3 separate regions of the Homo sapiens genome follow, and regions 1 and 3 are each linked to region 2. The links are chromatin loops, found by intact Hi-C in ENCODE. Cell type or tissue: heart right ventricle. All regions are shown on one strand.

Evidence for each region. A loop is a pair of places that touch in the nucleus more often than their neighbours do. Peaks named below come from ENCODE experiments on the same cell type or tissue, not always from the same donor. Only the 100,000 strongest peaks of a DNase experiment are listed, where the experiment ranks them.
Region 1: a loop joins it to region 2, with 2.0 times the contacts of the local background. A loop is called at or near these places in 2 of 110 quality-filtered maps.
Region 3: a loop joins it to region 2, with 2.8 times the contacts of the local background. A loop is called at or near these places in 6 of 110 quality-filtered maps.

What each region holds. Positions count from the first base shown.
Region 1 is chr6:5,649,328-5,657,327 of GRCh38, forward strand. All of the region lies in intron 6 of FARS2 (phenylalanyl-tRNA synthetase 2, mitochondrial), which reads left to right. Among named protein-coding and RNA genes, the nearest start is that of FARS2-AS1, 200 kb to the left of the region's middle. In heart right ventricle, no CTCF peak of the experiment used is centred here; a DNase peak (open chromatin) is centred at 4,674; H3K27ac peaks cover 271 bases.
Region 2 is chr6:5,761,929-5,769,928 of GRCh38, forward strand. The region is part of intron 6 of FARS2 (phenylalanyl-tRNA synthetase 2, mitochondrial); the gene reads left to right. Among named protein-coding and RNA genes, the nearest start is that of NRN1, 240 kb to the right of the region's middle. RefSeq lists an enhancer at 2,467-2,656. In heart right ventricle, CTCF peaks have their summits at 2,919 (motif pointing left) and 4,548 (motif pointing left); DNase peaks (open chromatin) are centred at 806, 2,753 and 3,533; H3K4me3 peaks cover 334 bases; H3K27ac peaks cover 4,577 bases.
Region 3 is chr6:5,504,513-5,512,512 of GRCh38, forward strand. The region is part of intron 4 of FARS2 (phenylalanyl-tRNA synthetase 2, mitochondrial); the gene reads left to right. Among named protein-coding and RNA genes, the nearest start is that of FARS2-AS1, 50 kb to the left of the region's middle. RefSeq lists an enhancer at 2,855-2,984. In heart right ventricle, no CTCF peak of the experiment used is centred here; a DNase peak (open chromatin) is centred at 4,789.

The DNA of each region.
Region 1 (8,000 bases), 110 kb before region 2:
TATCCTTAAAGTAGCTTGCATCACTTCACTCTTTTAAACTTTTACATAACCAAAGTTTCTGTCCCCAGTACACATTGTTTGGAAGATTTGAGTGGTTGGGGGCAACCCTGGAACCCTGAGGCAAGCTTCTGGTGACCCTTGAGGTTTACATGCAGGGCCAGGAGCTGAGGGTGCAGGCTGCTGGGGGCTTCATTCCCAGGAACACCGTGAAGGATACTGTGGTGTTCGCCCTACCTGGCACCAGACCAGATATTATACTTAATGCTTAATATACGATATCTCATTTAAACTGATGGCAACTCAATAAAGTGAATACTGCAGCTATTACCATTTTATAGATGAGAAAACCAAGGCTTAGAGAACTGAGTAACTTGTCCTCAGTCCACACAAGTAGGTAAGTGGCAAAGCTGGGATTGAACCCCCAGTCCATGTGATTCTAGAGCCCGTACTCTTATCCGCTAGGCTGTGTAGGATAGACTGATGGGGACCCACAGGCCAAGTTTGGCAGATGTGGTCTAGGGTTGCTCATGAGTTGAAAGCAGTAATTGTTGGTGAGTGAGGCCTAAAAATATCCTTCTCATTGCCTTTTTGATAAAAAGACCCCAGACTTTTTCTGAGAAGGGGCTTCTTAGATTTCCTACAGGTACTTTGATCATTGGGAAAGGTTCAGGTGACAATCGTATTATAGGGCAAGCAAGGGAAAGGGCCCCACTGCCGGACCCATTTTCTTTCCTGTTAGGAAACCTTTCTAACTAAGGTCAGAGGACCGAGCCTGGGGTTTTAAAAGAATTCACGGAGCAAAAGTGCAGGGGCATTCAGGAGGGGGACATGGAATGTGGCACGGTACCAGCAGTAGGCCGAGAGATGTCACCTGAATCTTCAAGGTCTAATGGTAGTTATCCTGGTACCGATGTCAAAGTGGGCCACATTTCTTTTTTTTTTTTTTTTTTTTGAGACAGAGTCTCAAAAGCACCCAAAGAAATGTTCCTTAAAATATATGTACATCATGGAAGAGAGATATATGCACAGAACAAACAGATGCTAACTATATACCTTTTCACATCAGCCATAATTCTGCAAGGCTCATTAATTCAAGGAGATTTACCAAGCACCATTATAATTTAAAAAATTAACCCTCTAACAAATTGCGGCATGGTGAGCTTTGGTGACTTTGTAAAGACATTTTGTAGTAACTTTGTCTGGAGTGCAGAGGTGCGATCTCAGCTCACTGCAAGCTCCCCCTCCTGGGTTCACGCCATTCTCCTGACTCAGCCTCCCGAGTAGCTGGGACTACAGGCACCCGCCACCACGCCCGGCCAATTTTTGTATTTTTAGTAGATGGGGTTTCACCGTGTTAGCCAGGATGGTCTCGATCTCCTCACCTCATGATCCACCTGCCTCAGCCTCCCAAAGTGCTGGGATTACAGGCATGAGCCACCCTGCCTGGCCAAAGTGGGACACATTTCCAATAAACAATTCCTACTGGAAGAGGCCCCACGTTTCCCTGGAGAGGGAGTGTGCTCCAATGGGAAGGGTTGGACTTTAGGATCAGGCTGACCTGATCCTGAGTTCACTTTCTGATTCTTACTGGTTTTGCGAGCTTCCACCAATTATTCACCCTCTTGTGGTACCTCAGCTACTGTACCAGTAAGATGTAGGGTTAATAGACTTTTGATTAAAGATGGCAGATTGAACATAAGCTTTAACCTCAGTTGCCTCTCAATACAGTAATAGTAAAGGGTTTGGTTTTTTCCCTCTCAGGTATAAAGTAATTAGAGACTAAGTGACGGGGAGAGGAGACATCAGCAACATAATTTTGGAAGCTGAAAAGCAGATGGAGAAGTGGAGCAGTTAGGTTTCAGTAGACCCAAGAAAGCTGAAATCCAAGTTGGCAGGGGAACAATCAAGAAGCAATCCAGCTTGAACTACAAAACCCCCCAAAAGATTCAGGAGTTAGTAGTACAAGCTTCCTCTTGAAGTAGGGCTAACACAGGACTGTCGATTGAAAATGTGTTTGAGGAGCAGAACCCTCGATTTTCTCCTCACTGACGTGTAGCAAAAGGACCACTCTGCCAATCACCAACAGGCCTTCATCTTGGTAGAAGTCTGGAGATTTATTCTCTGGAGATGATAAAAGCAAGGTGTTTCCACCAAAACGAGAAGTAAGCTAAGACAAGATCCACGAAGTAAGAGTTGCAACAAAAAAAGCAAGGCAAGAACCATCCCAAAGCCTCAGCTGCGCGGTCATCATCAGAGGGGGATCTGTTCAGACTGGAGCAGAGCTGAAGGCTTCAGGGACACTTCAAGAGGATTAAGTAATTGCAAACCTAATAACAACCATTGCCTCTTCTATTTATTGAGTGTTCATTGTGTGTCAGACACAGTTCTAAGCATGTGTGTATTAACGATTAAATCCTGATAGTAGCCCTATTAGATGGTAGTCATTATCCTCCTTTTATCAGTGAGGGAATTGAGGCACTCAGTGCTTAATCATTAGTCTAAAATGGCATAGCTGGTTAGTGGCAAAACTGAGATTTGAACCCAGGCTGTCCACACTCATAGCCAGCATACCACGCCTCACCCCCTTGACAACAGGAGAAACCAAGCTGATGACAAGTTAACACAGCTGGGAAAGCTGGGGGAAACAGAACGTTGCACAGAGAAGAAGTCATCTTAGTTTACTGTGGAGCTCAGTAGTGACCTGAACAGGTAACAGTGTGAAAGGGGATCTGACAGGAGTCTCCGCATGCCCACATCAGGAAGATCCGGGAGGGGCACAGGCATGGGCAGGAGATGTGAGGCATGAAGGAGCTAAGTGCTTCTCTTCGGTGATACAGAGGCAATGCCTAAAACAAATAACAAACCAGAAGTAGCAAGAAAAATAGCTTGTTTAAAGCTACAGAGAGACCCACCAAAGGAACCAACTAGAAGAGTTGAAAACAGGTCTCCTGTAGGTCGTCTGGGCAGACTGTGGCAGGATAGGGGATGGGGGCTGCTGTCTTTCAGGAAAAGTCCTGAGAATTATTTGACCCTTCGAATCTGTGCAAGTAGAACTTTGATAAAAATAAAAGCGAAACTTTAGAAGGGAATAAATACCTGGTAGTACTGTCATGAAATAAATCTGTTTTATCTTCCTAGGAACTCGGTAAATGTTAGTTTTTCTCTTTCCTTTTTCTTTCAAAGGACAAGTTCCCATCCCAGGCAGAAATGAAGGCCCAGTGCGGCGCAGCCGCTGATGGCTCACCTCTCTCAGAATGGCCCGACTGCCCTTCAGGCCTTCATTTCTCGCTTGCCAACTTCCAGGGAAGGACAGAAAAGCAGGGGATTCTGTTGACAGAGACCTTTGATGAGCGCTTGTTACCGTCCGTGGCCTTGTGGGGTGCCTGGATTGAGGCCCAGCAAATGGCCAGATGTGGGGCATAGCTAATGTGGGTAGAGCACCTCCCGCGGCTGTGGGAAGGGACAGTGACAGTGTCTGACTGCTCCCGAGGCGCTAGCAAAGGTGCCCTCCTGGCTGCAGGTAATGGGGGAGCTGCCCCAGACAGTCTGTAAGGCAGTGATCGTGTCCAGGATCCTAAGAGTTTCCTTTTAGCCACCTCCAACTAGGGCAAGAGGCCAGTATCTTGAAAGGCAGAGTTTGGGGCTTGTGTGTATGCAGGAGAGAGAGACAAAGTGTGTGTATTTATAAAGCATGCCATACGCCGTTTGTTCAGTGCAATATGCCACTTTATTTTTATCTCTTCTTACGTCAAAGATAGGGAAAGCCTATTAATCAGTAAATCTAATCATAAATATATGCATATATATCTACATTAATATCAAGTGTTTATATATTGATAAATTGATTTAAGAACGCTTTTCATTTCTGGCAGAACCTTAGACATTAATGAACCTGAATTCTCTTACTGAAGTATCCTCTTATTATTTTATAGCAGTTCTTCCTACTACAGGGTAATTATGAACCTGATTTTAACAAAAAAGTACACTGATCTACTGTAATCTGCTCAGTAATACAAGTGAGCTTTTCTATGCAAACCCTATTGCTCCAAAAAGAATTGAAGAAAAAATGTTTTACCAATTCAGACCCACAAGTATTTATTGTGCACCTACTACATGGAAGGCGTTGGACCAGCTGCAGTGGGTATAATGACGAGTAAAGCAGGCTCAGCCCTTAGCTTTTTGCATTTTATTTTGAAAAGGAAAATCCTAAGAACTAAGTGACCACAATACAAGTCTGACGAGACTGGTGTATGAGAGGAACAAGCAGGCCCCTCCTGGGGGATCGGAGGGGAAGACATCTCATTTCAGGGATCAGGAAGAGATAGACATGAGTTGAGGGATTTGCACTATTGGAATTATAAAATAACACATCCCCAACCTTCATTCATTGATTCATTTACCCATTCAACAATTGTGAGTGCCTGTTACCTGTCAGATGCTCCTCTGGACCCTGGGGATGCACCAAAGCAAAGCTCACCTTCATGGAGTGCAGGGAAGAGAATAGTGGAGAAGGGCAGGCTGCATCTTCGTGGAGTGCGGGGAAGAGGATAGTGGAGAAGGGCAGGCTGCCTTTCCCTGCTCTGACTCTACCCTGGTTTCTGTGAACATTCAGAAGTTTCCTACGTAATGCTGGGCAGTCCTTGGCAGTCTTGGAGTTTGGCTGGCATGGGTGCTGTGTGTAAGTATAGTATCAGTGGCACCCTGGGTTCTCTGACAGCATCAGGACATCACTAGTAGAGTCAGCAGTGTTTCTCAGAAGCTTCTGCCCTGACCCTTTGACCATGGAATCCCCAGTCACATTAGGGCCCTACGTCCACAGAGGAGCAGCAGGAGCAGAGACCTTCTGTGGAAACCACGGCTGCCCCATCCCAGCCGGGTCATAGGTCAGTGTGGTCTGCTTTAATGGGACATAACATCCTTTCTGGACCACCCTACTTGCCACATCCATGGGTTTCCTCCTGGCAGACTGTGGGGTCGGATGCCTCTTCTCCAATTATCTCTGTTACAGTATTCACTGATAACCATCTTAGAGGGATTAAATCAGAACTTACAAATGTTTTCCTGCAGTTGATGTTTAAAATATTTATTCCAAAAAAAACAAAGATGTTCTCAGCCTGATACATCCTTTGTGGATAATAGCTTGGACTGCATCAAGTGCCTCTGGGGTTAGGATACTGCCCTTCCCCTTAGGTTTAACTGAATGTTCAACAAGGATGAGTGTAACACCGAAAAGCATTAAGACTCGAAGACCTGCTACTCTTCAAGGGTGGATTCCAGGCCTTGGGAAGACTGTGTTAGGGGTATTTACATACTACCTGTGTATGTCGGGAGCCCCATACACCACTGCACCTGAGACCCCTCGGTGGGAGGTTTCAGTATCTATCCTGTCAGGAAGTGGTTCTCTTTTAATTGCAGTTGACCCTTGAACAAGTTTGAACTTCACCGGCCCACTTATACGTGGATTTTCTTCCGCCTCTGCCACCCCTAAGACAGCAAGACCAACCTCTCCTCTTCCTCCTCCTCCTCCTTCTCAGCCTACTCAATGTGAAGATGACAAGGATGAAGACCTTTATGATAATCCATTTCCACTTAGTTAATAGTAAATGTGTATTTTCTTATTTTCTTAGTAACATTTTCTTTTCTCTAGCTTACTTGATTGTAGCAGTATAGTATATAATACATACGACATACAAAATATGTGTTAACCATTTGTGCTGTTGGCAAAGCTCTTGGTCAAAAGTAGGCTATGAGTAGTTAAGTTTCAGGGGAGTCAAAGGTTACATGTGAATTTTTGACTGGGTGAGGGGTTGGTGGCCCCAACTCCCATCCTGTTCGAGGGTCCACCGTATATGCTTTTCTCTCCTTGAGAAAAAATTTCTAGCCAAATTTTGTCTTCCTTAAACTCTATAGAGCTTGAGCTTCCAGCTTGTGGTCTGAGAAACCTCTCTTTCCTTGGTGTTTGAGCAGTAATCCTTTTTAGCATGATTGATTTTTTTTTCATTCCTTTTTGTGTCCAGGATCCCACCTTTCACTGCACTGAGTAGCTGTACAAGTTTCACTGCCCTAACAAATTACCACAAACATAGTGGCTTAAAACAACACACACTGATCATTTTACAGCTGCAGATCAGATGCCTGAAATCAGTTTCACTGGGCTGAAACGGACTTGTTGGCAGGGCTGGCACCTTCTGGAGGCTCTAGGGGAAAATCCGTGGACTTGCCGTTTCCTGCATCTAGCGGTCCCTGCATCCTTTGGCTTGTGGCCCCTTCCTCACATCTCCTCCTCTGACTCTGGCCCTCCTGCCTCCCTCTTATAAGAATTCCTGTGATTATGTTGTGTCCACCCAGACAATACACATCTCCCCATTTCGTGATTCTTAACTTAGGCATGGTTGCACAGTCCTTTTTGCCATGTAAGGCAATATTTTCTCAGGTTCCAGAGAATTGGAGGTAGGTGTCTTTGGAGGATCATTCTTTTACCTACCACAGGTGCTAATTAAACATTTTTAAAACTCAGCTGGTTGTTTCCTTTCCCCATCTCTGTCTCTGAGTATTTATGGACCAGGTTTTCAAAACACATAACTCACTTCCCTGTTATAAAGTAATAAATGTTAGAAAATTTCTCTCAGTTCTTTAAAACAGTTGGGAAATGATTAAATTGTCTTTGCAGTGATTGTGGCTTATTACTCTGAAAACTGGACTTGAACTCCAGGTATGTTGGGTATCATCCTAGGGAACCACTAACACTCTAGAAAAACCAGTATCGCCATTTTTCTTGGAAACTCTCCTTTCATCTCCAAGTACAATGGAAGACAAGGAAGAGGACGGTCCCTGTGTTGTTGCTGTTGCCATCATCTTTGTTGTTGTGGATTCTTGCCTTCTTTATCCCCAACTCCAGAATTCCTATCTGTGCCAACCTGTCACTGGCTTTGCTGTGGAAGCCTTGACCTCCTCTCACACACATCAGCTGTAGCTGGCTCCAATATGTCATCTGCCACACGTAACCTAGAATTGGAAGGTAACCAAGAACTGGAAGTGTAACCAGGTAACCTAGAATTGGAAGTGTTTGTAGAGGAGAGGAAATAAGCTGAGTGAGTAATGTGCTTGAGCTCCAGGGTCCACTTCACTGTTACTTACCTTGTGATTCTTGCCACCCCCCAGAGCACCAGAGCAGTGACATTAAACAAACTCTTGACTCTCAACCATGTTTCTCCTTAACCTTGTTCTTTGTTTTTTTTTTGGAGACAGAGTCTCGCTCTGTCGCCCAAGCTGGAGTGCTGTGGTACAATCTCAGCTCACTGCAACCTCCGCCTCCCGGGTTCAAGAGGTTCTCCTGCCTCAGCCTCCTGAGTAGCTGGGACTACAGGCGCATACTACCACACCCAGCTAATTTTCGTTTTTAGTAGAGACAGGGTTTCACCATGTTGGCCAGGCTGGTCTTGAACTCCTGACCTCAAGTGATCCACCCTCCTCGGCCTCCCAAAGTGCTGGGATTACGGGTGTGAGCCACTGTGTCCGGCCAACCTTGTTCTTTGACACAGGTGTTTTAAGCATACATGTGGTGTGTCCTAATGAGAATGAAAATTGTGTGGGTGGCTAACCATACCGTATATGTCTTAGTGCTCCAGTGAGTATCACTTGAGTGGCTTTTGATCTGTATTTGACAGATACTTTAATAATGTTATACAGATATTTTACAGATACTAAAATATTTTATATTTTACATATCCTTATGTAATGCATATATGTATATACATTGTGTATATATACATATGTATCACAATATGTGAAAATATATATAAAGGCCTTGTGAATTCTTTTCAACTATTATCTCTTTATCCCCTTTTTGTGGGATGTGTATTTAGAAAAAATAATAATAGAAAGTACCCTTTATTATTGTTCAGCTTCCACCCCCCTCACAGTTCAGAAGACTGATCCTTGTATCTTTCAAGCTGGAAGCCTTTATCTAAACGAGGGCCTGTGAGTTTAAATTTCTCTGG
Region 2 (8,000 bases):
TTGCAGCCCCCCTGCTGTGTGCACACCAGTGAGCTGTTGTCTGTTTTGTTTTGTTTTTCAATATAATGTGGGTTCCCAACTTGCATTTCTAGTAATAATCACTGGGCATCATGTGTTCAGGGTTCATCTATGTTGTAGCATGTATCATATCAGTGATCCATCTGTACAGACGAGGAAGTTGAGGCTCAGATAATTTGTCTAAGGTCATTCAGGTCTTTCTGTGTGGGCTGAAGTAGAGGTGGATAACCTTCAGCTGCCTGAATAATAATACCAACTGTTAACTGTTAGCATGAACAACACTTAACACTTTACCTATACATTTTTTTCATTCAATTCCTTCAAAAACTCTTGTTAGTTCATGATCTATATTTTAGAAGGAGAACCTGGACTAGAAATTAAGAACTAGCCCAAGACTCTGTAACTGAGAAGTGGTAAAGCTGGGCGAGTCTGCATCCCAAGTCTCTCCATAAGAGAGTCCATTAGATTTCCCCGGAGCAGTTATTGTCATATACACACGCATGCAAGGACCAAGGAGCTCGGCCACATCCCGCAGGAGGTGCTTGGCAGGAGACACTCACTGGGAAGTACCAGGAGAAGTCACAGGGAGTGATGGGAATAAAAACCTGGGGGTGTTTTGAAACATCCCTGAGGACTTGGCGAGTATTTGATGTTAAAAAGCATTTCTTGCCTGCAAAACACGTGTCTCTAAGGAACTCTTACGTTGCCGACGTGTGCTGGCTAGGAGCTGGGCCCGGCGGGGGAGGCCCTCTCTCTCTCTGCCTCTGGCCCTGCCTCCATCAAGGCCTGGATTGGAGTTGTCTTTCCCAAGGCAGTAACTGTCAGAGGAACCATCTGGACTGGTTTCTTGTGACTGACTCTGAGGAACAGAAATCCCTCTGGGAGGAAATCACAGGCACAGCAGCAGCAGGGAGCGGCAACACTGGTGTTCACTGGCTGGGAGCTGGGGGAGGCACCGCTCAGAATGGCCCCACAGGAGCGTCAGGCCCAGGACAGACCGTTGTGAGAACGAGGAGGAGAACCTCCTCTCCTCCTCTGGGGAGTGCGTGTATGGTATTTGCGAAATAACAAAGGGAATAGATGGAGGGGGCGAAGAAGTGTCCAGAGCATTGTTAACTGATGGAGCCCCATCATCTGCACGATGGCTTTCTCAGTGGGCCCTGCCACGCTGCACTTTGCCCTCATTAGGCCAGCGTGCTTCCCTCCGGCTCCCATCGCTCATATCATGGGCCCATCCTAGCCTTGCCCTTTCTTCCTGTGCAGGCTCTGGGAATGCTGGAGGATTGCTTGAGCCTAGGAGTTTGAGATTGGCCTGGGCAACATAGCGAGACCCTGTCTCTACATGAAATCAAAAAATTAACTAGATGTGGTGGTGCATGCCTGTGGTCCCAGCTTTTCAGGAGGCTGAGGTGGAAGGATTGCTTGAGCCCAGAAGGTCGAGGCTGCAGTGAGCCATCATTGTGCCACTGCCACTGCACTCCAGCCTGGGTGACAGAGCAAGACCATGTCTCAAATAAATAAATAAATAAAAGGATCTCTTCTGTCTTCTGAGGTGACTCCTAGGATTCTAGAGCCAGAAGGAGCCTCAGAGCACATTTATTCCACTCCTGTCACTGGGGGCAAAAATGAGGCCAGTAGAGGTTAAATGACTCGCCCAGATTCACACAGTCATCACAGGAGCTTGGGCTGGCACCCAGGCCTCCTGCCTCCAGGCCTGTGTCCTCTTCTTGCATTAAGCCCAGAGCAGTTCATTAGGAAAACCGTATAGAGTCATGAGACCCTAAGTCTCATGATCAGAATTTCATCTTCTCTTCCCTTTTGGTTTTTTTTTTTTTTTTTTAACATAGAGAAGGTAAAGGGGGAAAATGATTTACTTAGTTTCCAGACCACTTATTTAAATCCTGCCCAATCTGACTTCCACTCCTCACTTCACTGTTGCAGCCAAAGCTAACTAATGCATCCGTGCTCCAGGGGAAGGAATCTCTTCCCATCCTCAGTCCAAAGTCAGAGTCCAAACTCTGAGGAGGGTAAAAGAAACACAGGAAATACAAGTCCCTCACCCCCACAGCCTCATTACACTCTCCAATAAGCCACAGGAGTAAAGGAGGAAGATGGGGCGGATGCGTAGGTATGGAGCGCCTACTCTGGGTGGCTGGCTCTGTATTAACACTCTACACGCCCCCTCATTCAGTCCTCACAAACCCTGGAAAGCAAGTTTTGTTCGCCTCACTCTGCAGATGGAGTTATTGAGGCGAGAAGGGTGATGTAAGCTGCCCAGAGTCGCACAGCTAGCAAAGGGCAGAGCAGGAATTAGAACCAAGTTTCTCTAGCTGCAAAGTCTGGTTCTCCACTCCACCATGCCCATTCACTTCTATATTTTCAGGAGAGGCCATGGAACCTGTCCTCACTTCCTCCTCCTCCTCCTGCCTTACTGTGCCTCTTGCCCGAGTCCAGCCCTACCCACTAAAGCATTGCACGTATTGACCCTCGCAGCCATGCACAGTGCCTCTGACGTGGGCAGCTCCAGACTGAGCTTCTGCATCAGACAAGCAGGAGACAGATGAGGAGTGAGCCGGGGAAACCCAGTGTTTGTTACTCTGAAAATGGAAGCTGCCCCGTGACAGCATCTTCTCTCCCGTTGAGTAATCCCTGCATGAATAGATGGCAGCTGCAGTGACTGCTGGTCATATGTGATCTATTCTGGGAGGTGTTGAGCGCACCATCCAAGAACATGAAGTCGCTGCTCTGTCACAGATGGAGAAGCAGACTATTGTGGATGTTGCAGGAGCTGGGATTTGGCTGGATCCCCTGGAAAGGTTTTATTTTGAGTGCAGAGCCTGTTTGGTTGCCAGGGTAAACCAAGTGGTTGTATGATAGAGGAATTCCAACCCTCGCTAACACTCTGACCCCTTGTGCCAGCTTTCCAATAAGGCTTGAGAGTTCTTTAGAAAATCTCCTTCTTGGCACACTTTGAACTGGAGAGCAGTGACACTCTTGGCAGTGCTTTTGGTACTTGTTAGTTGTATCACTTAAGTTGATCGGGAAAAGAAAATAATCACTGGGGAGGGACCCCTTTTAAACATTTATAGTTTTGAGAATGCTTCACTGATCCAGCCCTGACTATACTCAGCACCTATACATCCTTGTCTTTGGTCTAGGGGCTCTGGTAGGAGGCGGCATTGAAATATGCCATCCCCTCCCTGCTGTTGCATTCTGCCGTCCAGCCCAGCTCTCCCATTGGCCCACACGGGGCTGCCCCTCTGGCCCTGGCTCTCGGCTTCCACACAAGCAGCTACTCTTGTACAGGATGGTAAAGTTAGGTGGCATTCACACTGGAGCAGGGACCAGGATCCAAGTGAAAGTAAGTTTCAGGAAAAGCTTGAGTCATGTTTCCAGTTTCAAGAGCCAGGCTGAATCTCTCAGAAGGGGAGCTGACGGGCGGCAGTGGGAGAGTGGAAGAGGTGGGCCCTGGGCACAGCATGTACTATGGCATCGCTCATCACCTGCCAATGGCAGGGAGCGTGGGCTGTCTTATATTCTGTTTGCCCCTCTCAAGAGGTAAGCTCCTAGCAGGCAGGATAACCTGAAGCCCTCTGGTGGGCCCTGTAGTGCCGCACTGTACTAGACAAACAGCGCGTGTCAGTGTTCTCGGGGAGGTGGGAGAAATTATGCACTGAAGAGCAAATCTCGGGAGAACATGAGGTTCCACGTGGGGTGCGGTGTGGCTGACTTCATCGCCAAGCAAGTACCAGCCCCTCCTGCTGTCATGGGCGTACTAGGGAACAGTCCTTTGCTCAGCCGGCTCCTGGGTTTCTGCAGGACCTCAGCAGGCTGCTAACTCCCGGATGTGAGCTGGTTGAGGGCAGATACTGGGTCCCCTTCATGTGCTTCTCTGTGTCCAACTCAGTGACTGAAACATGCTGTTTGTTGAATAACTAAAGGAATCTATGAATAAACTGGTGACAATGGAAGCCCCAGAGGTTCAAACATTCTAAGATGCCTATACCAAAATCTTTAAAAAAAATCAAACTCTATCCAGTGACCAACTCATTTTAGCCAATACCCCAATGCAATGAAATTGTAGCACCAAAAAAATTTTTTTAGAATCTCTCTTCAAACTCCTTATAATGGGATTTGACCTCTCAGACTTAGTAATGGGCAATCTGGTTTACTTTGCCTATGAGTAGAAGCTGTGAAGTACATAAAAGAGAACTTTTGTTTGCCTCTAAAACTCCAGGTAGTCAGTGCAGCCTGTTCTGTCCTTCGGGGCAGGCTTCTTGTCCTGATGAGTGTGCCTGCGTGAGTTGGGGGAGGACAGTAGCAACCTCGTGGTGCCCACCCCGGCCCCCATGCTCTTACCCTTCCTTTCTTACCCTTGCAGCCATCCCATTTTCCCAGCCAGCTGTCTGGCTTCCCAGACCACCTTTTAATGCCCCTATAAGCAGGAAAGACATTAAATCGTCTGTGCCCCAGGCACAGCCCACCCCACTCACAGTCATTCTTCCTGTCCAGCTGTGCCCTCTGTTGGTGGAAGGGCAGAGCCAGAGAGGAGCATGGGCTCATTCCATCTCATTTTTTAACAGAACAGTTAAAAGAAATTACTCTTCTCCATAACTTGCAAACCTTGTCACTTCTTAGAGGACATTGGGATTAAAGGAAGAGGGTGACAGTTAATAGCTGGGCTCTGAAACCAGATTTCCTAGTTTTTATTATTTTAATTGAGGAAAAATTGACATAACATTAACCATTTTTTAAAGTGTACAATTCAGTGGTATTTAGTATGAGAACAGTGTTGTGCAACCATCACCTCTATCTAGTTGTAAAATATGTCATTACCCCAAAGGAAAACCATATCCCTATGAAGCAGTCTCCCCTATGACCCCTGGTAACCATCAGTCTGCCTTCTATCTCTATAGATTCCCCTTTTCTGGATATCTTCTGTAAATGGAATTGTACAATATGTGTTCTATTGCATCTGGCTTTCTTCACTTCTGTTCTTGAGGTTCATCCACATTCCATCTAGTATCCATCCATGTATCAGTACTTCATTCCTTTTTATGGCTAAATAATATTCCATTGTGTGGATATACCACATTTTGTTAATCCATCCAAAAAAAATTTTTTTTTCAGACTGAGTCTCACTCTATTGCCCAGGCTGGAGTGCAGTGGGGCGATCTCCACTCACTGCAACCTCCACCTCCCAGATTCAAGCCATTCTTGTGCCTCAGCCTCCCAAGTAGCTGGAATTACAGGCGCCCTCCACCACACCTGGCTAATTTTTGTATTTTTAGTAGAGACGGGGTTTCACCATGTTGGCCAGGCTGGTCTCAAACTCCTGACCTCAAGTGATCCACCCGTCTTGGCCTCCCAAAGTGCTGGGATTACAGGCATGAGCCACCGCGCCCGGCCAATCCATCCAGATATTAGTGGACATTTTCATCTTTTGGCAATTGTGAATAATACTGCTATGAACATTCTTGGACAGGTTTTTGTTTCAACACATGCTATCAATTCTCTAGGATATATTCCTAGGAGTAGAATTGCTGGATTATATGGTAATTCTGTGTTTAACTTTTTGAGGAACCACCATACTGTGGTTTGTACTATTTTACATTCCCACCAGATTGCTTAGTTTTGAATCCAGCCCTGCCACTTACTTGTTAGCTGTGTGAGCATAGGTAAGTTACTTATGGTCTTTGTGCCTCAGTTTCCTCATCTGTATAATGGGTCAGTAATGCTGTTTACTCAATGGGGTTATGATACTTAAAAGAGGTGGTGTATGTGAATGCCTCAGAACAGTAACGGGTGTACAAAACTGGTGCATAAATGTTTGCTGCTGCTGCGCTGTTACTGAGAGACAGTGTAGGTCATGGCAGATGGAAGACTGAAAAGGGTTTGGGCTAAAAGAGGCTGCATTGGGTGATATAAAAGAACCAGCAGAACTAGAATCCAGACACTTGGAGTTGGTTGCTGAGGGCATCTTTCACTTGAGGAATCAATTTTCTTATCTGTTCACTGATGAGCTCCAAGAACCTTCAGCTCCATGTGCCTGTGGCTTTCCTCGGGAGACCACTCTTCAAGAATGAGGGACCAGGGTCCTCCACTCCTGACCACTTGCCAGCTCCATTCTTTCAGCTCTCCAACATGAAAAAGGAAGACAGGAGTATGTCCTGTCATCTGAAAGCTACACACAGAAGTTTCTAGAAAATGAAGCCTTCTCTGTCATCATTCATGTTAGGAAAAGGCAAACCTGGTTGACTTTCACTTGATTCTATTGAATTCAACAGAATCACCAAACAAACATTCTGCTAAATAGTATTTCTCTCATATCTATATATTATGAGTATTTATCTCATAATCCATGTATTTATGAATCATTTACACCTAATTCATCAAAATGCTCTGTATAAGTTGTTTGAATCCCAAGAATCCTTATAGAGGCCTTTTTCTGAGCACATAGAAATAGGAAAACAGATTTTTCCCCATCCATCTTCAATTGGCAATAACTTTTAGAGGTGCCATATTACCAGCTCTTCTGCTAGGAGGGACCAGAGTGAAACAGTGAAAAAACACAATGTGATAATAATTGCCACAATGATACTTTCACCTCACACCCAATTAGCACTTTATAATTTGCAGAGTCCTGTCAATTTCTAAACAGGCCCTGATTTCTCCATATCTTCTCCAATACTTGTTATTTTCCTTTTGTTTTTAAAATGAGCATCCTAATGGGCCTGAAGTGGTATCTCATGGTGGTTTTGATTTGCATTTCCCTGATGGCTGAAGTTGAACATTTTTTCATGTGCTTGTTGGCCATTTGTTTATCTTTGCAGAAATGTCTATTCAGATCTTTGGTACATTTGTTTTACTATGTTGTTGGCTATTTTATCGTTGAGTTGTAAGAGTTCTTTGTATATTCTAGATACAAATCCCTTATCAGGTATATGACTTGCAAATATCTTCTCCCATTCTGTGTGTTCCTTTTTGACTTTCTTGATTGTATGCCTTGAATTAAAAAAAATGCCTAATTTTGATGAATTCCAAGTTTATCATTTTTTTTAATTTTTTCACCTGTGCTTTTGGTGTCATCTAAGGAGGTTTTGCCTATGCGGTCATGAATATTTACTCATCTGTTTTCTTCTAAGAGTGATAATAGTTTCAGCTCTTATATTGAGATATATGATATATTTTGAGTTAGTTTGTGTGTGTGTGGTGTGAGGTAGGGATTCAGCTTCATTCTTTTGCATGTGGATATCCAGTTGTCTCAGTATCAATTGTTGAAAAGACATTTCCCCCTTGGATAGTCTTGGTGCTCTTGTCAAAAACCAAATAACTGTAAATGGAGCAATTGTAGTTTGAATGGAATGGGTCAGCACTTGGTGGCAGCAGGGGTCTTGGCTATGTAGTTTCATAAGCTCCCACTCCTGGAGAGCCTCTGTTTTCCTCTCAAAGCCAGGTTTTTCTGTCTCGCTGCGTTTTGGTGCCTGAAAGGCTTGGGTGGGCATGGTACCTGGAGTACTGTTGTTCGGAGCACAAAGTGAGGAGAAAAGACCACTCTACTTTGTGGGAGGTCCTTGGGGCAGTTTGGGCAGCAGTGCCTCCCCCAGGAGTCAGGGTCCCCACCCCAGAGGAATGTCCACAGAGCAGAGCCATTGGCCTGAGCTGGACTGAAAAAGAAAGAGCCAGGTGGGGAGAGGATTTGATTTCTCCCTTGGTCTAAAGCAGGCAGCTGACATTGGGTGAGGGAATGGGGCAGGCCTCCATGTGCTATCGGGAATCCCCAGGAGGTCCCTACAGAAAACTTCCACCCCCAGCCCAGCTTGTTTATCACAGCCCTTCAGTGGTAACTTCCTCCTGTGGCTTGATCCAAACGGGGGCTGCATATGTGGCCAAAATGCACATAACCCTGTGAGGCACAGCATAGCAGCTTATCTTCCCTGAAAGTGGAAGGACAAAAGCAGGACAAAGATGACCAAGCCAGG
Region 3 (8,000 bases), 260 kb before region 2:
TAGGTGTTTTCAAAAATTAAAATAGTGTGGACTTAACAGAAACATCCATTGAAGACGTCAACAACTTCAAGTCGCACAAAATGCAACATTAAGGAAGAGACAAAAATTACTGACACCAAGCTCGTATCAAACACAAATACTTTTAGAGAAATACCAGGACAGAATTCAAAACATACAGTTACAAAACTGCTCAAGGTATGTAAATGTATGCCAAGACCAATTACTATTTATATTACTTTTAAATGTTTATAATTAACATAAAGAATGTAAAGAATATAAAGTTTTTATATTTTGCCTTAATGTATGTGGACTTTTATTTTTTCTTTTTTGACATAGGGTCTTTCTCTCTGTTACCCCGGCTGGAGGGCAGTGGCACAATCTCGGCTCACTGCAGTCTTTGCCACCTCAGTCTCCCAAGTAGCTGGGACCACAGATGCAAGCCATCACACCTGGCTTGGACGTTTTTTAAAGAAAGATTTTAGTTTTGAAAATAGTTTCTGAATAAGAGTGATTATATAGATCCATGATTATGAGAAAACCAGTTTGTCAGTCAATAAATAGACATTTCAAAATAATATAATTTTAATTATTTGTGGTACCTACTTTCACTCTCAGAAGTGTCTTGGTGTGAATGATAAATTATATGGCTATTTTATTAATAGCTTTTGTGAATCTTTAGGTTTAAAACATGGTAGAATTCAAAACGCTGAGATTAGATGGAAAAGGCTTGGAGGCCCAGCAGCTCAGTCCCTGGGAGCTTCCTTCGCTCTTCCAGATTGATACTTTAGTTCCTGTTGTGCCTTAGTGGTTTTGCTCCACCATGACCCCCTTTCTTAATTGAGTAGCTCCACTCCAACTTGGACAGTTGTCTGTCTGGCAATGGTCCCCTCACTGTGGAGGCAATCACACTTTTAGCCAGAGAATTTTGGATTTAAGAGAAGAAAGAGTACTGTCCACATGGTCCTGAAGCGACATACATCCTCCTCAGCTGACAGGATTAAGAGATTAAAGTAAAGACAGGCATAGGAAATTATAAAAGTATTAATTTGGGGAACTAATAAATGTCCATAAAATCTTCACAATCCACGTTCTTCTGCCATGGCTTCAGCTGATCCCTCCGTTTGGGGTCCCTGACTTCCCGCAACATACTGTCCCTCTTCAATGGCTGAAGCTATAGGATGCGATGCCTGAGAGCATTGAACAATCATGTTTCTCAACTTTGCACTTGAGGAGCAGAGGTAGCCAGTCTGCAAACAGAAAAGGAAGACAGCAGATGCAGAATGAAAACAGTATGTTTGATATCCAGGGTGTGGTTTTTCCTGAGACTCCCCTTCAGTTCCACCAGCTATTATAATATTACAAACATTTTTATAATAAATTAACCTTTTGCTATTGTAAATTTAAGTTTACTTGCTGTTGGCAGCCAGAAGAGTCTTTTCTTTTCCACCTGAGTTTTAAGCAAATTAAGACATTGAAACAGGTGAAGGAAAGAGAATGTCAGCTTTATTTCTCCTCAGCTGATGGAATCACATGGCTTTGCATCTGCATCAAGAGGACCTGCTCTCCCTCCCTCCCCTCCAGCCCAACCTGGAGAATGGTGGGGTCTGCATAACAAGCATAGTCTCTCAGCTGTCCCAGTGGAGAGCAGGGCAAGAAAGCCTATTCCCAACTTCAAGGTCTTTTAGTAGATCAGCTCCGCCTCATCCAGAAATATGGACCAGCAAGTAACTTGCTCCTCCTAGGGAGTACTGAGCTCCTAGCGGGACTCAGTAAAGGGCAGGGTGTGGGGTCAGGAGAGTCACTCTAACGGAAGTTTTTTAGCAGAGAGAAAACAAGGCCAGCAGAATAGAGGAACCCCACTGTGAGTTGAAACTAAAACCTGAACCTTGACTCTCAAGATTTGTGAATGCCCCACTGTTGGTCCAACATTCAAATGGGCAGCTAGAGAGAGTGGGGCTGGGCACAGCCTCTTAACCACCGAATTGTCTTCTGTTTACAATTCTGCAGGCTCCTTCCCCATGTTTTGGTTGGGATCAGTGCAGAAGCTTCCCTGGTTTGTCTCTAGCACCTCCCACCACTGCCTAAGATTCCAGACGGGTATCACTCTGTGGACACCCAGCATATACAAACCTTCATAACATTACACGAAGATGCTTGGAGCCTGGGAAGGATCTGCTTTGAGGGGAAAGAGCAGATTTAGCTAATAGACATGGCAACTGGTGAGAAAGGTCATCTGCTTCAGTGGTTGATCACTGAGGCATTCATGAAAACAGCTAGATGGAGAATCGCTCTGAAAGTTCGTGAACAATAAGATAGCAGGGGAAATCTGACTATAACAGTAAATCTTCAGTGTTGCTCTTGGCAATCCAGAGTTTTTCACAGAGAGAGGCTAAGAGGCTAACCATATATTTAAAGACTGCCCCCTTTCCTGGATACATGTCTACTGTAAATGGCTTTGATTTTTCAACATAGGATGACTTTTTCCAGTTTTGCACATTTGAGTGCATGCACACTGCTGTTTGGAGTTTTAGATCTTTCTAAAATCCGATTCACACAGACACCTAACCTCTTTAACCCCTTTCTGCCACCTACCTTCTCTGTGAATACAGTGCTTGCAGCCTTTCAGAGACAGAGGTTTCAGAATTTGGCAGCAAAAAAAGTGATGGCTTCTAACACATTTACAGTGTGGTTAACAATAGCAGTTGCTGAACTCTGCCATGGCTGACTAGCTTTCCACTGTTAAGTGTGGTCACACTGGTAACATTTACTTAGGAACTGGGCACACGAGTTAAAATGTTACATGCACAACCCATTTGGGGTTTGAGGTATTCTCTTCTACATACGTTTTACTTGTTCATAAAAAGGAAGCTCTTTAAAAAAAAAAAATCTGATGTTTAGCTCCTGTTGATTCGTAATGGCTGAGAAGGAGTTTGAAGCATGTTTCTTTTCATCTCCTTTCAGCTTTTAATTTTTAGTACTTTCACTTATGTCTGTAAAAAGCAGTTAAAAGTGAAAGTCCCCTGACAGGAGTGTGTAATTGGCAGGCTGGGGTGGAAGGCAGGGGCTCATGATGGCTTTAAGAGAACGTGAAGAGGAAGCAGAGCTGTTCATTGTCAATGGTAATAGCTTTTAAGAGAGGCAGAACTTATGATTTGAGCTTAATTTCTAAATGAAGCTCATTTTCCAGTGTCCCAGCCCACCTCTCAGTGGCCTCCCGGCTAGTGGGTCAGACTGCGGACACGCCATGATGGCACACAGAGAGAAGACCGGAGGGAGCAGAGGGACAAGGGAGAAGCAGAGAGCAGGGGAGAAGAACTTAGAGGTGTATAAGAATTTGTTTATAAGTGTGTAGCCTGTTAAAACCTGACGATCCAAATGGGATGGGTGGCCAGAGCTTATGCCCCGAGGTAGGAGAAGGTTTCTTTTGCTTCTCAATTTCAGAATGTCTGGTAAGCAAGTGATTGAGAGTTCTGGGTTTTTATAGGCAAATAGAGAAAGGGAACAAGGCATGAAGTTTTATTAAAGCAAGGTATGCTTCTATGTTTCACAATAAGTTATTAAGTTCCTCTACTTATTTTCTAGCACTGCAATATATATGCATATTCTAATGGGGAGTTATTAACTCTTTGAAGAGATGAAAGGCAAAGATGTGAAATGTCTGGGAAAACAATCAAGTCAGTGATATAAACCATTAAGTGCAGTGTGCACCAAGAGAGGAATTTTCACCAGGAATGTAGGTGATCCCCATGTTGAGACCTAGTATAGTTTTGGATGCCACATCTCCGAGGGGATCATCCCCCACGTGGATTCCTCTCATCAGAATCTTTCTTGTAGTCTTTGTCCTAATTTATTTTTTGTTACCATTGGAATCTATAAGATGAGCAGATAATTCAGCAAGAAACAAGCTCAAGTGAGTGAACACATGACAGCAGGGACTGAACCAGAGGGCAGAATGCAGAGAGGCCAGGAGGGAATCTGTGAATTAGCAGGAGATCTTCTTGGGGAAAGGGGAGCAGAGTGCTGGCAGGTGGGGCGGGGGAGGGGCTGAAGCCCTCCCAGCAGTGGAGGAAAGCATGGGTGTACCCACAGGGAGGGCACAGGCCCAAAGGGTACAGGACAGAAGTGAGACCGAAGTCTGAATTGAAGGCCCTGAAAGGTAAAATTAGGAGATTGCCTCTGGTGGCAACTAAGAGCATGTATGTTCTTGGGCATGGGTTTGAGAGGATTCAGCAAGTGACAGGATGACAGCCAGGCAGCCGTACGCAGGGCGGACTGGAATGGGAAGCTATCCCGCACGGAGAGGTGGACAGAATTTGAATCATAGTACTATCATTGGAAATGAGGGGGCACTGAGAAATGGAGAAGACTTTCGGAGGAAGAAACGACAGTATTTAGTGACAAATATAAAGGAAGGAGTCAGCAAACATTTTCTGTAAAGGACCAAATAGTAAACATTTTGAGTTTTGCGGGCTGGTCTCCAGTTGATTTTTGTCACTATTCGGCTCTGCCATGGTAGTGTGAAAGCAACCAGAGAAATACATCCATGCATGCGTGTGGCTGTGTTTGCCCCAAGGGCCACACCATAGTTTGCCAATCCCTGATAGAAGGGATGAAAAAACATTTTCAACCTTAGAGAATAGACGTAGACATTAGGTAAAAGCTGTTAACCTTGTAGCCAAGATTTCATTTCACCCAATCAGAATTGCTGAGAACACTGTCTTCCTGAGATACTAAACTTCCAGCTTTGCCCAGGTTCTCCTGCCCAGCATTCCTTGGCGTGGAGCTCGAGGGTGACACTGGGTTTGCGTATGCAGATAAGAGAAAGGGAACAAGTTACAAGGTTTGATTAAAGCAGCGGCCCCTCCGTCTGGTGAATGGCTCCTAGTTTACACCACGTAGCTGATGAAAATGTCACAAAGAAATCTCGTGAGCACACTGGGGAAGTGAGTTGTTCCTGGTAGGACACAGTTGGTCCTGGTTTTTACAATTCCAGTGCAGCTCGGCAGACAAGGGGCAGACTCGATGGGCATAGTGCAGGAAAATGGGTTCTTAAGGGTAAGGCGAGAGGTCCCAGCTACTTGTGAGTGGCTTACTTTTCCAAGGAGTCGATAATGATGGAGAAAAGGATGTCCAGAGGGTGGTCCATCTAGCTTGGCGCCAGAGCGGGAGAGCTGTGGAAGCTCAGCAGGAAAGACTGAGCGTGGGGACTGTGGTCTCTGCAGAAAGTGGGTGGTTTCTTTATGGGGATACCTGCTGGAGTGTGCTGGTTTTTAAAAAACAGGTTACTGGGAAGAGCATTATCCACAACACAACATCTATATATACCAACACATAGCATATGCACACTCCTCTACATGTTTATATATACACATCGTTTCTGGTTTATTTTCCTCTTACTCAAAATACATTATGTCGCCCAATTTTGTTTTCTCATTTAATGTGGAGCTCTTTATGGTGGTGTTAACTGTAATTTTAGCTCTACATTTTGTGAGGCCCGCCAGTGTTGGGCTGGGGATTAAGGAGAGTGTCATCTGGATAGATGGCAAGAAGGCAGCACCGCTAGATTTTTATAGGACAACCAAAGGCTGGGGTTTGGAGGGGTTTTTTGTTTGTTTGTTTGGTTGGTTGGTTGGTTTTTGCTCCCTTTTCTATTTAAACAAAGATTTTGCCTCATTTCAAATTTTTTTTTAGTTCAGTGATTCTGTGGATATCTGCAGAGTGAAACGTTACATTATTTTTCCTCAGGGGTGGCAGATGAGTTAGTCGACCCCTTAGGGAAGACTCTGCCTGGGTCGACCCCTTAGGGGAGATGCTGCCTGGTCCCTTCGCCCTCTCCCTGCAGGGTGCCATCCTGGCCTGCCTCCTTCCAGGCAACCCCAACAGAACTGCGGAGCTGAAGCAGCCTCTCCCCTTCAGACCTCAGAGAGCATTTGTCTGACCGTGAGTTCCGCCGCAGCCTGGCCTGTCTTTCGCCCTAGTTAGTCTTTAAGCTCCTGAATGCCCGCCGCACGCCCAGGGCTTTGCACACGGTGGGCACACGGTGCCTTTTGAGCGCGGGAGAGGGTTGTGAGCTGTTTGTGTGCGGAGCCTGTGTCTCACTCATCTTTGCAGCCCCTGGACCTGCTAGAGAGCTAGCACACTCACCAGCGCTGGCCGCGTGAGAAGCGAGTACGTGAGTGCTGACACAGTGATGAGCTTGACCCCATATGTAGTAGAACGGGTTCCCAGCCTTGTGTCTGAGCCCCACCCACCCCCCTCTTGTCCTCTTGTCCTTTTGGGGATTCACTGTCAGAGGAGATGACCTCAGGAAGTTAATGAGCCAATGAGAGATGAGCTGGTATTTATTAATGGCAGGCCGATGCCTAGGAGTGCCTGTCTGTGCTGGGCTTTACCGGTATGCAGAGATGCAGCCCCCCAGTGGGCTTGATGTGAGATCTCCTCCTCTCCCTCCCTCAGCAGGGCTTGCGGGGATCCTGAGGATCAGAGCCTGAGTTGTCTCCCATGCTTGAGCTCAGAGGGGACTGAGCTTCCCTTCTCTCTCAAGACACAGGAGGGAGAAGGAGAGGCCAGATGGCACAAGTGTCCCACACTTTCACCCCAGATTGGTCCAACGTTTAGTCAAACCAGCACATGAATGGTAGAGGGACAGAAGTAAGAACAAGAAAGAATGATAGATGCCAAGATGAAGATTTTGTACATGAGAAGGTATTTAAGGGATCTTGCAATTTTCCTGCAGGAGAAAAAGAGAAAATGAGGAGAAGGAAAGCATTTGTGCTGTAAGAACTAACCTATAAATTATACTTAAATAACTTCCTCAATAAGCATAAATCATGCAGTTACATAAAATCATATTGATTTCATTATGTTCGTATTAATACATTTTAATTTTTAGGTGCACATGCCTGAAGGCACAAGGCTCTTAAACACATAATAATCAAAAAGCTAATTAATCACAAATGGGCAAGTTTCCCAAATAATTCCAGGAATAGGTACAATTAAGAAATAATACCCTGCGCACAAAGTAGAATAAAAACACACAAGCAGACAAGAAACTTCATTACAAGCCATAAAAACCAAAGAGAAAAACAGAAGAGTCTCATTTCCTAAGCCAGGTAATGCCTAAGCCAGGTAATGTATTAGGAGGGCTATTGGAGGAAAAGGGTCATTTCGTAGACCTGTGGCCCTAACCATGCCTTTTCTCTGTTTTCCTCATTAAACTGGTGAATCTTGACTCATGCCTCTGTTATATTAATGATTTCTTCTAGCTTTGAGGGATCTAGAAGTCTCATAAGCACCCCTTTTATTTCTCTGAGTGGCTGCTGAGAACCCTAAATAGAACAGGGACAGGTTCAGGAGTCTGTTAGAGGATACAAGAAACCTCTTTCCATGTGTACACATTCATTAATCAGAACTTTTCACATATAAAGGTTCAACAAGTTTCAGATCCATCTAAATAAACAGTTGAGTCCTCTTTTCTCTTTTGTGAGTATATTCTAGGGACTTCAGCCAAGTGCTTTGCTATAATCAGAATATGCTTTATTTATGGCATTTTTTGGCTTACCCGCCCAGTAAATGCAACCACAAGAGATGATAAGAATGGGATGTTAGTCAGCACTCTTTTAGTTCCAAGAGTCAGAAACCCAACTAAAGCAAAAAAAGGAAATTCAATTGCTCACATAATAGGAGGCCCGGGGGGTGGGCTTGCTTCTGATTCAGCTGAATTCAGGCCACACAGCTAATTAGAGGGAGAGCCAGTTCTGGAATTGACTTCAGGTCCTCCGACTCCCAGGGCAATGCTCTTTCCATTACCTGGTGCTACCTCTATGCTACCTCAATCAATAGCAGCCAAATTAAAAACAAAATGAAACAAGAAGGGCATGTCTTCTCCTTGGGGTCACTAATAATTTATTCTGATTTTACCTCTCAAGACTTGCATTGTTCATGTTCCTGAAGGAAATTAGCAAAGGCTTTTGGGTGTCTTTATGAAGGAGAAATCATTG